Regions from separate parts of the Homo sapiens genome. Here all the other regions are linked to region 2. A link is a loop called in an ENCODE intact Hi-C map of the cell type or tissue named here. Cell type or tissue: endothelial cell of umbilical vein. All regions are shown on one strand. Links, peaks and the distances in the headings refer to the core of each region. The heading gives the core; the rest is flanking DNA.

Region 1 (4,724 bases), core at 367-4,366, 400 kb after region 2:
AGAAAAGGTTTGGGTGTTTTTCCACTCTCTACCATAAGTAACCAATATCAGCTACCGCTTTTGGAGAATTTACCACATGCCAAGCCCTAGGTCATGTTCCTGATATATATTCTTTTATTTAATCTTCATAGAAATACTTTGAAGTAAACATTATTATATGCCTAGTTTACAACTGTCAAAATAAAGGCCCAGCTCTGCCTCCTTCCAGCACCCATATTCTGAACAACTTACCATACCTAACACATACATCACTTATAGAGTACCTGCCATGTGCCTGGTGCTACGCTAGGCCCTGGGAACAAATGTCATCCTGCCCTCAGGGAACATGAGTCTAGTGGAAGGAGATATGCATCAGAGATATAATTTCCTAAATATCAATTACTACCTCCCAGTGTCATAGCATCATTTCCCACAAGGAATTCTTTTCCTTTGCTCTCATTGCCAGAGGTCTGTTGAAAGAACAGTGGATGCTGAGATGAAAAGCAGTGCAAAGTCCCTCAAAAAGGGGGTTCCCTCACTTCTACTTTAATCAGAGCTCCAACATGTCGACAGGTTGGAGCTCTGATTAAATTGGAACTGAGCATCTCTGGACATCTTTATTGAACAAACAAAATGTTTCTTAGCCATATTATGCTGAGGAACAAACAACCCTAAAATCTCAATGCCTAAAGCACAGTTTATTCTGTGCTCTGCACCATGTGTCTCTGACCCCCACATCTAGGGACTGTGCTCTATGTCACCCTCACACTGGATGCAGGCTAATGAAGTAGTCTTATCTGGAACTCTACAGGTTATGTGGCAAAAAGAAAAAGAGAAGATGGTAAATCACACTGACTCTGAAACACTCCCACCCAGAGGTGCCATGTTGCATTTTATTGGCCAAAGCAGGTCACCGGGCTGTGCTTTATTTCAACAAATCATGGAAGGGCAGCCTGCCTTGTGCTTGCAAGAGAGAACAGAATATATTTACAGAACAGAATGAATTGCTTCCACGAAGGACAGAAAGAAGTTTTAACCCTGTTCCAGGATGAACAGCCCATAACAAATATGCCTTTCAGACCAAATGAAATAAGTATTTGAAGGAATAGATCAGGTACTCCGTGCAATTTTTGTTAAATGACCATTCCCTTCCCTCTCTGCCTACTTAACCCAAAGCTCCATGCAGCAGAAGCCATGCCCCTTCTCTGGCCACTCATTTGGTCAGTGGGCCCTGATGACCAAGCACTAGCTAAGAGAGAACCTGTGGTCTTTTTTGGAAATGAAAGTAGGAAAGTCCAAATGTGAAAGCCATGAATCAGGGGACAGTGATGTATGTTCCTGAGCAATTCCCTGTAGCTTCCCTTTAAACAGCAACCTCCTGAGTACACATACAATATAATTTTAGATATAGATATTAGGCCAGGCACGGTGGCTCATGCCTGTAATCCCAGCACTTTGGGAGGCTGAGGTGGGTGGATCACTTGAGGTCAGGAGTTCAAGACCAGCCTGGCCAACATATAGTGAAATCCCATCTCTACTAAAAATACAAAAAATTAGCTGGGCATAGTGGCACATGCCTGTAGTCCCAGCTACTTGGGGAGCTGAGGCAGGAGAATCACTTGAATCTGGGAGGCAGAGGTTGCAGTGAGCAGAGATCATGCCACTGTACTCCAGCCTGGGTGACAGAGTGAGACTCCATCTCTCAAAACATATATATATATATACACACACACACAAAGAGAGAGAGAGAGAGAGATTTTATTTACTCACAACTTTTCAGGAATAAACTGTATTTTATGTAAAGCAAGACATCTATTTGTTTAAACCCTGGATTCCATAGGTAGGTAGCATGCCATATCCACCATATATTTTTCCATCCCTCAAGTTCCAAAATTGATTCCCTGAAGTAAACAGGAAAAACTTGGGAGAAGTAATCAGTAGCTAAAATTATTTTTGTTTTTGTCCTGTTCCAGTTAATGGCTATTAAAAGCAAGATTTCCATGACTGCTTCTATTCCAGATGCCCATGTTCTCAGCTCTAGGAGTAGCAAAAGAAGTTGCATTCTAATGACTCAGAGGAGTCATTAGCCTTGATGAGTGTTCAGATTGCAGTAACTCACTGCAGGATGTTTAGTGCCTTGGGATCCCCGGGCAGCCTATAATTTGCTCAAAAGCTGGAAATGTTTCTGCACCTCTGCAGAGCCTGGCCTGCGGCTTCCTGTGTTTTCCCACCTTCCTGCCTCCCATTGTGCCTCAGAGCAGGATAATACCACTTTAAACATGTCACATTAGCTGTCAAAGGGGTTTTGACTCATTCTCAAGGAGAGAAGATTGAAACAGACCCAGCTGTGGAATACAGAGAGCTCCTTGGCACCTAAATGACTACCCCAATCATCCGTAAAGAGCTGCCAGGAAACCATATCAGCGGGATCTCAGGGAGGCTCACTTTAGCACCCCCTTCAGACTTACCAGACTGGACGAGGTTAGACAAATATTAAGATTCAAGTGTCTACAGGGTTTTACAGTGTGCAGAGATTTTGCAAATTTGCCTTGTTTGATTCTCACAGTCATTCCCGTAATGGAGAAACCAATGTCCCCATTTTACAGCTGAGAAAACTAAGGCACAGAGAGGTGAAGTGACTAGTCCCAAGTCACACACCTATAGGGGCCATGTTTCTGGGATCTAAGAGCCCTGTGTTCTAATCTCACCTCCACCTTCACAGATCTACCTCTTAATCTCATCTGTAAAATGATGGCGATGCCCTCTGGATAGTGTTGCAAGAGCATTATGACAATGTACATAAAGGGCCTGCCAGTGTCCCTGGAACAGAGATACTCAAAAAAAGCTCATTAAATAAAAATAAATGTTGCCTTTTTGTGTGTGACATGTTTTCCCTTGATCTCTTTCTCACTGAATATTAGCTTTTGCGGGGAACATGGAAAATTAGTCCCAATTGTGCATCACCAAAGATCCTTATATTTTGTTCCTACTCAGTGACCCATATAATGAAAGATTTTCTACCTGCCATACTTTATTTACAACCGTCTTCTTATTTCAGTAACACACATAACTATTCATCATGGCTCCTGACAAACATGCATACTAAAATGGATGATTCTAGCTAAAACACTAATTTGTAATTATTTACAAACATTTACCAAATACTTACTATGAGCCAAATATCTCTCTGGACATTTTGCCAGCATCTGAGCCCAGGCGATCTGACTCCCGAGCCCACACTTTTAACCTCTGAACTAAGATCAGCAACACTAACAGCTACCATTTGTTATGTATTTACTATGGGCCAGCAGACACTGTAATGTATTTTTTAAAGATACATTGACTTATTTAATCATTGTAACAAATAAGTGTATGGTGCAGGTGGTGTCACTTCTTCCATTTTACACATGAGGAACTGAAGCTTGAAGAAGGGAAGTAACTTACTCATAGCCATGTAGCTAGGAAGTAATAGAGCTGGGTTTCGAGCCTGCATTTGCAAAGCACATACATTAAACCCCTAGTCTATGCTACATTCTCTCTAACATTTCTGTGAACCATCACTTGAGTTGTTTGAAGCCTCATCACTTGTCAGTGCTTTGTATGATTGGAAATCACTTGAAAATCCCCATTCCAGCCTCAGGAACTCCTGTGGGTCTGAGATCTCAGGGTGAAACTAAGCAGGCCTAGGTAGGAGCACCTCCTGAGGCACCTAAATATTCTTCCTGAAGCCACTAAGAAGGAATGCAGAGGGGTTAGTGTCTGCATTTCTCAGGTGATCAGAATCTCATGTGTATCAGTCCATTCTCATGCTGCTATAAAGAAATAACAGAGACTGGGTAATTTATAAAGAAAAGAGATTTAATAGACTTGCAGTTCCACATGGCTGGGGAGGCCTCAGGAAACTTATGATTATGGTGGAAGGCAAAGGGGAAGCAGGCACCTTCTTCACAAGGTTGCAGGAGAGAGAAATGCAAGCAGGGGAAATGCCAGATGCTTATAAAACCATCAGATCTCATGAGAACTCACTCACTATCACAAGAACAGCATGTGGGAAACTGCCCCCATGATCCATTCACCTCCCTCTCTCTGCATGTGGGGATTACAGGTTCCTCCCTTCACACGTGGGGATTACAATTCAAGATGAGATTTGGGTGGGGACCCAGAACCACCATATCATCATGGAAACAGATAAGAACCAACCCCATCACTAGTTACTGCTGGAGAAAATGGTATCTTCTGAGTGAAAATAGGCTAAATCTGTAAATACATTGCTGAGGTCATTGAAGAGGTATTCTTCCCTGGGGGTACTATATCTTCTCTGAGCTGCTTTAGATGCAGTACTACCAGGAAATGGAAGGATGGGCAAGGTTCTGACTGGCACCTGCAATACATTTGCTTATCATCATAATCCCTAGCCCCGCACATTTTACTTCCTCAATATACTTCAAAGAAAACTATTAGGGACCCCAATGTGCATTTCTGTTTGGTACAATTCCCACCTCTAGGTGTCTGTCAAGAACTAGATCCTTGAGAAAACCAATATTCTGCATTAGTGGAAAGTGCATCGGACTCAGGATCCTGGTTCAGGTGGACCCAGCTGCTTATGAGCTGTGTGACCTTGGACAAGTGACTTCACCTCTCTGGACTTTAGTGTCCTTATTTATAAAATAAAGTCTTTGGACTAGACATCTCAAAATCCCCAGCCAGGGCAATCCTTTCAAAATCCTTTGTAGCTAGCCGCAGTT
Region 2 (4,724 bases), core at 458-4,457:
TGTCAGCCTCAAGTTTAACTCCAAGAGGGTTCACCTTGTTTCTTTGAACAAAATGTGCTGCCTGTTGCTTCCCTTTGCCAGGAGTGGTGTTCCCTTTTCCACAGGTCTGGACCACAGTGTCTCTAGCTCCCGCTCCTGGATACTTGGTTACTGTGTGTTTCGGTAAAAAAGCATCCACAACATGAATATCCACTAAGCTGTAACAGGGCCTGCTGCAACTATAGTATTTCCTGAAAAAGTATCAACTGCCACAAGGGCCACAAATAAAGTCTGTGAACTTGAAATAACCATGGAGAATGAAATGTTCTGATTCAGATCATCGGTGGGATTTCACTGGGAAATCTCCCACTGGGCAAGAGTAGATGATGGAGGAGGAGAAACAGTCACTAGAAAAAGGTGATACTTTGTATCAAGAAACAATTAAAAATTAGATCACATCCTGAAACATTAAGCATATGCTCCTTTGTGAGGCTTGCCTGGCTGAACTTGAACTGGATTGAGTGAATAATTTCTTAAAAACAATCAAAATCACAGATTTATTCTATTTTAAATACTTATATTTACTTATATTTCATTCAGAAATTAGTTAACAAATAATTTTTGAGTATCCTGGGAACTGTTCTAATCATTAAACATGCAAGTTTGAAGAAAGTAAGGATGAATCTGCCTGCGTGGGGCTCTCAATCTAGCGAGAAGCAGATAAGAAGACAAATGTCAGGGAAGATCACACAACCTTCAGGTAATATTTAAGCTGAGACCTCACTAGTTGCTAAGACTGGATTTCAGAGGTCAGGTTTGGATATACAAAATTTAGGAGCTGGTACATGACATTTAAAACCATGGGAATGAATGAGATTTCCTAGATAGAAAGAAGAAAAGAATATTGACATTTAATGTTGAACGGAGTAGGAGGAGCTGAACAGGGAGACCAGGAAGGAGCAGACAGTGAACCTGGAGCATGAATAGGAGAGTGGGTGTCATGGAAGCCAAGAGAAACAAGAATTCAAGAAAGAAAGTTTCTTACTGTAGCAAATGGCGCTGAGAGGGAAAGTAAGGCCATGGAATGATGACAATGACAACAGTGACGAAGGATCATTGAGTATGGTATCATGCTGACATTTGTTTCTACCCAGGCTAGGTCGTTACTGAGGGGTGGTAGCTAAGACAGGGTGGGTTGAACATGAGGAAATGAAGACAGAACATGAATTTTTGGAAAGTTTGGCTACAATGGGAAGTAGAGAAATGGGGTAATATCTGGAAGGGGAGGGAATTGAGTCAGTAGGGTTTTGTGTTTTGATTTTACGGTAGGGCATCTAGATAGATCATGTTTATGTACCTATTCCCACTCTGTTCTCTCTTCCTGAAGAGTCTCCTCTGGCAAACTCCATTCTGTAAACGTCCGTATTTAAGTGTCCTGTTCTCTGTCAAACATTCTTCCCAGGCCTAGTATGATGTTTGTCCCCAGGCTTCCATGCCATTATGTGTACACATTATCTGCCATAAGCTTACCTTATTGCATGGCAATGGAAGTTTTTCCTCCTTCTCTCTTCTTCATTAGACAAGAACAGGGTCTTGAAAAGTAGAGACTGTGTCTTCTCAAGTTCGGACTACTGGCACAGGTAGGTGCTCAGAACTTGGCACCAGGAAGATGCTTATTAAATATTTGAAGAACAAATAAGTAAATGAATGAATAGACTAACTGAGTTTGAAGGCAGTGCTATGGCAGATTTTTCTTATTTTATGAATGGAAAAACTATGGCATAGAACAATTTGGAATCTGATAATTTTACAAATTCGTAGGAGTGCTGGAAAACAGTAAAATCTTCAGTCTTGCTCCTTGAGCTGTTGCCCAGGTCCCTCTCTGGGACTGCACTAGCAGCCCTAAAAAACACCTGGGGCTGATACCCTCACATTCACACCAAACCGCAGACCTCACCACAGAAGCACAGGCCTTCACGCTGGCGTCTGCAGTCTACTTGTAGTTTGATTTTAGCAACATTGGCCAAGTTGAGGCTGGGAAGCAGCTGGTGAACAAAGGGTGGATGCACTTTTCTGAATCTAGGGGGAGACCAGGTTAGAGCCATGCTAAGTGAAGCTGCTAGGGTAGGTGGGCCAGGCAGGGGAACAGGCAAAGATACCCTTGGCTCCCTTAAACTTGGGCTAGAAAAAACAAAGACATGGCTCAAGGAGAACCACAAGGTGTCACTGTTCATCCTCAGTTAAACAAACACTGATTTGGGCAGGGACTTGAGAAACACTGCAAAGAACTTTATTTTGCAGATGAAGAAACGGAGGCCCGGGGAGGTAACATGATTTGACTAAGATCACGTAACAACTTAATGGCAGAACAATTATGAGAAACCAAGTCTCTTAACTTTCAGACTGGCAGGACCACTTTCTCCCATTGCTCCTATGAGATGGCATTTTGAGATGAGGAGTAAGCCTTCTCTACAATCATTCACTCAAGACAATGGCTTTCAATTAGAAATAGAACAGAAAAAAAACAAGAGAGAGAGAAGAAAAGAATGAAAAAAGCGCAGCATTCACTCTCACATGTGCCTTATTCAAAGTGCTGGGCTAAGATGCCAGTGCCCACAACGAGAGAGTGGCCCACAGGGCCTCCGTCTGTGGCAGGCTTGAATACCCGAATAGAAAAGTATCAGGTAAAGGATTTCATTCTTTTTATGGCTCCAACTTAAAAAGAGTCTGGTTCCCAAGGAAAACAGGAAGCCAAGTTGCTCAGCAAAGAATTGGCTGAAACCTAAGTAGGACCCAGATAAAAACATTTGCTGGATGGAAGGATGTGGGCAAATTTCTGGGCCCCGCTGCTTGGGGATGGGAAGCTATGAGGCAGAAGACCCTTTGTGAAACAGTGACCCGTGCACCAGGCATTTTTGCGGATGTCTGGAAACTGCGAGGCAGTGGAGGAGTCATAAGTTAGTTGGTTTTTTAATTCCAACTAACTTTACTCCACCAAGTATCTCAGGAGATTTCGCCTATGCTCTTTGGCCTGACTCCCACTAGGCCCTTACTCCTTCCATGGTGGCTTCTACTGGAGCCTCTTTCTTAGTTCCCAGGTTATTAAAATAATAATAAATTCAAAGAGCTTTGTTGTTTTCTTAGGTAATATAATTAATATGCGCTCATTACAAAAATTCAGATACCAAGTAGCAGAATGAAGAAAATAAAAGACATCTGTAGTCTCTCCATTCAGAAATAACTGCTGTTAGCATAATGCTGTATACATTCAGGCTGTTGGCCTGTGGAACACCTGGTATATGTCCTCGGCCCTGGGTTTACAGCTGTAAAGCTGGCACACACTAATCTCAGCTCTCACAGAGCCTACATTCTAATTGTCTGGGAGAGACAGACAATAATATTTTGTAAAAAAGTAAAATATATAGGATGTCAGATTGTGGTAAATGCTATGAAGACAGAGAAGGGGATGGGGATTTTAATGGTGGTGAGGTGGCAATTTAAAAATAGGATATTCAGAAAGTGACATTTGAACAAAGATCTGAAGCAGATGTGGATATCTGGGAGAAGACTTCTTTCTTTCTTTCTGTACATAGACAATAATGCAATTATAACATAAACAATATATGAATACATCTTTGATTTAAAATCTTCAAATAATACAGAAATATATGGGAAACAAGGGAACAACCTTCTCACCACCCTCCTATTACCTTCTCCTCTCTCCCAATAAGCACTTTGGCAATGGTGTGTTCCCTGCCCAAGCTTCATCTCTGCATTTACATTCATTTCTGTATATACTGACACAATAGCTTTATTTTATTTCCTACGTAAATGAGCTCATCCTTTGTGAAGGTGATATCTTTTTATTTTCAGCAAAAAGAGTCGTCTTAACATTTTCTAAAATTCAAAGGTATGTGAGAGCTATAGGCCTCATTACTAAAAATGAAATAGCTAAATGTGATTGCTAAGTGTGGGTAAATGTTTTACTTCTTCCTTTGGGCTAATAATCTAGCATATACTGAATTCTATTGAAATAATTTGTTTCTGCCTCTGTCTCTGCTACTACACAGTGAATTTTTTGTGGCCAGGGAATTAGGTCTTCGCATCTATTAATTTCCTGTGCTTGGTGCAATGCCCAGCATGTGGTGTTTGGTAAATGAATAGGCAATCAATTATACTTTCATACATTACTGTGGAAGGCTTCCAATACTGGGTGAGATATTGGCTGAGATCAATCATCTGCCCTAATGTGGTCCAATCTTTTCTCCATTGAAATATCTATGTCACTATGGGACACAGCCACTGTGGGATGATAGCCAGGATGACTGTGGTCAGATCCTACAAATCAGATAGTCCGATTTTAAGCATTAGAATTAAAAAATCAAGTAATGAGAGCTACCTTTCATTCCTCTTGCTGCAAGAAAAGAGTTAGGACACAAATGTGCTAAGCACTTGACCTAACACTTCTTGTTCAAGACACAAAAGTCTCAATGAAGTAGATATTATTTTGTGGACAAGGAAACTGAAAATCAGTGATTAATATGGATATTAGTTAGATCCATTCATGTGTCTACCATACAGACTTATCAGATCTTAACATTTCCCTATGTTTGCCTTAATTTTTTTCCCCAGAAATATTACACCAGAGGCCCACGATCACAAATTCATTGATTGATTGAGACGGAGTCTCACTCTGTCGCCCAGGCTGGAGTGCAATGGCACAATCTCAGCTCACTGCACCCTCC
Region 3 (4,724 bases), core at 367-4,366, 560 kb after region 2:
TCCTGCCTCAGCCTCCCAAGTAGCTGGGACCACAGGCGCCCGCTACCACGCCCGGCTAAGTTTTTGTATTTTTTTTAGTAGAGATGGGGTTTCACCGAGTTAGCGAGCATGGTCTCACTCTCCTGACCTTGTGATCCGCCCGCCTCGGCTTCCCAGAGTGCTGGGATTACAGGCGTGAGCCACCGCGTCTGGCGCAGTTTACATACTATTTGGCACATTCCATGCACAGGCTTTGTGCAGCATGCTCTTTGGTATCAGGATATTCAAAATGTAAACCTTCTTAATCCCATCTAGGGACAAAATATAGCATAGTGGCTAAGAGTTTGGGTCTAAGAGTCAATTATTCTTAACAAAAATTTGTTGAGCTCCTTATTATGTGCCAGGCTCTGGTCTGGGTAGTGTGGTAATAAGCAGCAAACACAACCAAGAGCTTGTCCTAACAGAGATCATAGTCTAGGAGGAGATACAGACAATACAAATATAAATAATATAATAATGTTACAAAGAAAAATAAGGCAGGACAATTGGATGCACAGTGAGGTGTCTATTTCAGATGGATTAATGTAGCTTCTCTAAGATTACATTTGAGCAGAGACCTGAATGACGTGAAGAAGCCAGCCATGAGAATCTTTAGTGGAAAACTAAACCCTAGGCCTTTAATTTTGCTATTCTGGAAACCCTGAGCAGGCTATTCGATTTCTCTGTGTCTCTGTTTCACCATCCATAAAATGTTTATTATTTCCAGATGGTATTAAGGATTAAGTGAGATATATGTAAAGTGCCAACACAGTATCTGACATATCATAAGGATACAATATATAATTATTGTGTAAATCATGGAATAAAATGCAAACAGAATGCATCAGTGTTATAGGGTAGGAGCTTTTGCTTATTCTTTTTTTTTGGTTTTTTTTTTTTTTTTTTTTTTGAGATGGAGTCTCACCGTGTTGCCCAGGCTGGAGTGCAGTGGCACAAACTTGGCTCCCTGCAACCTTCATCTCCTGGGTTCAAGCCATTCCCCTGCCTCAGCCTCCCGAGTAGCTGAGATTACAGGCACCTGCCATCACAGCCTGCTAATTTTTGTATTTTTAGTAGAGACTGGGTTTCACCATGTTGGCCAGGTTGGTCTCAGACTCCTGACCTCACATGATCCACCCGCCTCGGCCTCCCAAAGCGCTGAGATTACAGGCATGAGCCCCCGTGCCTGGACACTTTTGCTTATTCTTCTGTATAAATAGTGTAAGTGTTCCATAAGCATCTGAGGTTCAGTGTATTTAATGTAATACCAGTTTTGCAATGCATCAGTTTCAATACACCTCTAGCACAGAAAAGGACAAGAAAATGGGGAAGCTAAAGAGCAAGGACTGGCTAAGGAAAACTGAGTATTCTGAGGGATAGAATCATAGTTGTTACCCTAAACAGATGGCCCGCTTTTCCAAGGTCAGGTCATATGATGCAGAATTGAGACAATCCCAATAATAAGCTAAACAATTGAATAACCATAGTTAAATCCAAATCTGTTTGTACATTTTTCACACCTTTGTTCATTCTATTTCCTCCACCTGAAATACTGTCCATTCCCAGCCTACAACCTGTGATTCCTAGAAGGCAATGTGCTTTCTTAAGCCTCTCTACTTCTGGTGGTTCTTTCTTAAATTGGAATTCCCCTCCCAATCTCTATCCTGTCCTTGGGTGCAAGCCTCAACTGTGGTTAAGGACGCCCTCCCCTGCCTATCTGTATAGCTAGGTTAGGCGTCCCTCATCTGGGCTTGCATTTCCCCAATATTTCTTGAATCACTGTTAAGTAAAAGAGCTTCCTAAATATGCAAGTGTTTGGGAATGTCCTCAGGATCCTTGTCCTCCATTCTATACATAAAGCACCATCTGGTGGTGAAAGAAGATGACTATACTTCTAGGTCACCAAGATGTGTTTTCTGTTTTCTGAGCTTTCAGAGAGCTTTTAAAATCATGTTAGAGGAAAAAAGCCACACTGACTTGCATAGAGATGTACCTATTGCCAAAGAACAGTTTTTCTTGAGTGAATGTTTTCTGCTTTCTTGCTCACTTCCATTTTCTACCACCCTTCTCCCTGTTTCCTTCCATCCTTATTTCTCAATTTCTTTCTCCTACATTTCAACTGGCCCACTGAAAACACAGTTCTGGCCAGGCACAGTGGCTCACGCCTGTAATCCCAGCACTTCGGGAGGCTGAGGCAGGTGGATAACTTGAAGTCAGGAGTTTGAGTCCAGCCTGGCCAGCATGGTGAAACCCTGTCTCTACTAAAACTACAAAAATTAGCCTGGCGTGGTGGCGTGTGCCTGTAGTCCCAGCTACTTGGGAGGCTAAGGCAGGAGAATGGCTTGAACCCAGGAGGCGGAGGTTGTGGTGAGCCGAGATCGTGCCATTGCACTCCAGCCTGGGTGACAGAGCTAGATTCCACCTCAAAAGAAAAAAACAGTTCTGGTTGGCATTTGTTTTGTTTTGGCTGCCCTAAGAGCCTCCACATTTCCTTTTGGAATTCACAGATCTACATTGTGTGTAATCTTAGTGGGGCTGCCATTCCTGGTGACTACATTCCATTACCAAAGCCGAAGGAAACAGATCCTTGCCCTCCTTGACTCTGCAGGACCAGGGGCCAGGTATGTGACCCAATATCAGTCATCAGATGCTCTTTCTGGGGCTCAGACTGTTGAGCTGTTGACAGGCAGACAGCAGGAAAATGTGGAAGTTATTTCCACAGGGATGGTATGCACTTTTCACTATCTTGCTTTAAGAAAATTGCCTGGGTTCCTAATGGCCAATCCCCCAGATCCCTCTTGATTCCTGCCCATTTCCAGGTCTGATTGTCCTAGCTCCCATCACTCTGAGCATCCCAACAGTCTTCCAATAATTTCCTTCTGCTTCAGTTAGTCCAAATCAATATCTGTGGCCTTGTCTGCTTACAAGTTTATAAAACCACTAAATATCCAACTAGTGTGGTGGCATAAAAGGAGACTATCCACCCCTCCACCCCATTATCAGAGAATAAACTTGAGGATTAAAGAGAAACATTTAAATCCTAGCTTTAGTTAACCAGGTTGCTTAAGTAGAGCCATGTGCCGTTAATGTGAGGGTCCTTTGAAATGGAAACCAGAAAAAGGAAAGGACAAATGTCAATAGGAAGATTAGATGTTTCTAATGTAGATTAGATTGCAGAGTGATGGAACGAAAATTAATCCTCAATTAATCCTCATAATGGCACATTGATTTGTGGTACTTTAGGGGGAAACCAGCTGCAGCTGGAAAGCACTCAGTGGACTCCCCCTGTTCTTCAGTCTTTACAGAATCTCTCTCCCTGAAGAGACAAATGGAGACAAAAAAGCAGAAAGAATACATGTGTACATCCAGTGGCTATATTAAGCAAGAAAATCTATGAAATGCAAAAGAAACTAGGGGCTGAAACTTTATTCGGAGGGCTAAAGGGTGGTTTGTGTAAAAGAAACGGAGAATTGCTCCTGAGATAGCCTGTCATCTGATGGCTTATGAGGTGAGGTTCTGCCTTCCTCTTGCTTAGAGGTGGGGAGAGACTAGACCAAAAGCTGAATGCCTGATCTCTGCCTATGGACTCCAAGTGACTCAGGAATGTTCACTTGACTCTTTAGTAAAGAACAGCTTGAAGCTCTATAAAGGTCTAGTTTGTACACAGAGAAAACAACCTATTTGGATCAGGGAAGCAGAACCCCACTCCATATGGCTGCTGACTGGCCTCCCCCTCACTGTGGCTCACTATAGAGGAGAAGTGTCAGTAGCTGGAGAGATTGTAAGGCTGATTCCCTTTCTGACTCCCTGGGATATCCCTTTCTCAGAAATACAGAGAAACTGTCAACGAAAGAGTTGACACTAGAAAATAAGTAGGGCATACCCAAGGGCATACTCAGTCACTGTGTCAGAGGCGTTTGAACCAGAGTGACTCCATTTTGAGTGAGGGCTAGGAAAATAAGACTGGGACTTGCTGGGCTGCATTCTCAGAAAATGAGGCATTCCTAGCCTCTAAATGTTTACGGTTAAGGGAACAAATTAATAATGTTTCCTAAACAGACCCAGACTTGGGAGTGTCCAGATATCCTGATATCTGGAGAAGAAAGGCATTCCTGATTTTGCTTTAAAGATAATAGTATCAATTCTTGCAAAATATAGTAATTAAGAAAATTAATCCTTTATCACAAACCCTTGTAGCAGAGCACATCTCCCCGTATATACAAGCATTGTACCTAGGGTGGACGCATTCCTCTTCTGACTTTCAGGAACGTCCTACTCTTATCAATGGAGTAGCTGTTCTTTCACCACTTTATTTTCTTAATAAACTTGCTTTTACTTTGCACTGTGGACTCGCCCTGAATTCTTTCTTGCATGATATCCAAGAACCCTCTCTTGGGGTCTGGATTGGGACCCCTCTCCTGTAACAACTGGTCCTCACTTCAATGCTTTATTGGACTGCTTTTGTTATTTGAGGCTTGAGGGTGTTAGCAAAAAAAAAGTCCAACTCTGTGAAATATTTGACGTGGTTTATTCTAAGCCAAATATGAGTGTCATGGCCTGTGACACAGCCTCAGGAGGTCCTGAGAACATGTGCCCAAGGTGGTTGGATTATAGCTTGGTTTTATACATTTTAGAGAGACAGAAGTTATAGGCAAAGACATAAATCAATACATGTAAGGTATAAAAGGCAGGATATCTTGAAGCAG

The links. Peaks named below come from ENCODE experiments on the same cell type or tissue, not always from the same donor. Only the 100,000 strongest peaks of a DNase experiment are listed, where the experiment ranks them.
Region 1: it touches region 2 in a loop (5-fold over the local background); 2 of 110 quality-filtered maps call a loop at or near these places.
Region 3: it touches region 2 in a loop (14-fold over the local background); 7 of 110 quality-filtered maps call a loop at or near these places.

Annotation. Positions count from the first base shown.
Region 1 is chr11:86,513,363-86,518,086 of GRCh38, reverse strand. All of the region lies in intron 4 of ME3 (malic enzyme 3), which reads left to right. Among named protein-coding and RNA genes, the nearest start is that of CCDC81, 140 kb to the right of the region's middle. In endothelial cell of umbilical vein, for the core only: no CTCF peak of the experiment used is centred there; a DNase peak (open chromatin) is centred at 2,176; H3K27ac peaks cover 2,757 bases.
Region 2 is chr11:86,917,251-86,921,974 of GRCh38, reverse strand. It overlaps PRSS23-AS1 (PRSS23 antisense RNA 1), which reads left to right. Exons shown (of 4, transcript NR_187135.1): 2 at 1-739. It also overlaps a transcript of PRSS23 not described here. Among named protein-coding and RNA genes, the nearest start is that of PRSS23-AS1, 19 kb to the left of the region's middle. In endothelial cell of umbilical vein, for the core only: a CTCF peak has its summit at 2,187 (motif pointing right); DNase peaks (open chromatin) are centred at 2,384 and 2,774; H3K27ac peaks cover 2,495 bases.
Region 3 is chr11:86,358,129-86,362,852 of GRCh38, reverse strand. It overlaps LOC105369421 (a long non-coding RNA gene), which reads left to right. Exons shown (of 5, transcript XR_007062826.1): 3 at 2,526-2,639. Among named protein-coding and RNA genes, the nearest start is that of CCDC81, 14 kb to the left of the region's middle. In endothelial cell of umbilical vein, for the core only: a CTCF peak has its summit at 1,890 (motif pointing left); a DNase peak (open chromatin) is centred at 1,872; H3K27ac peaks cover 302 bases.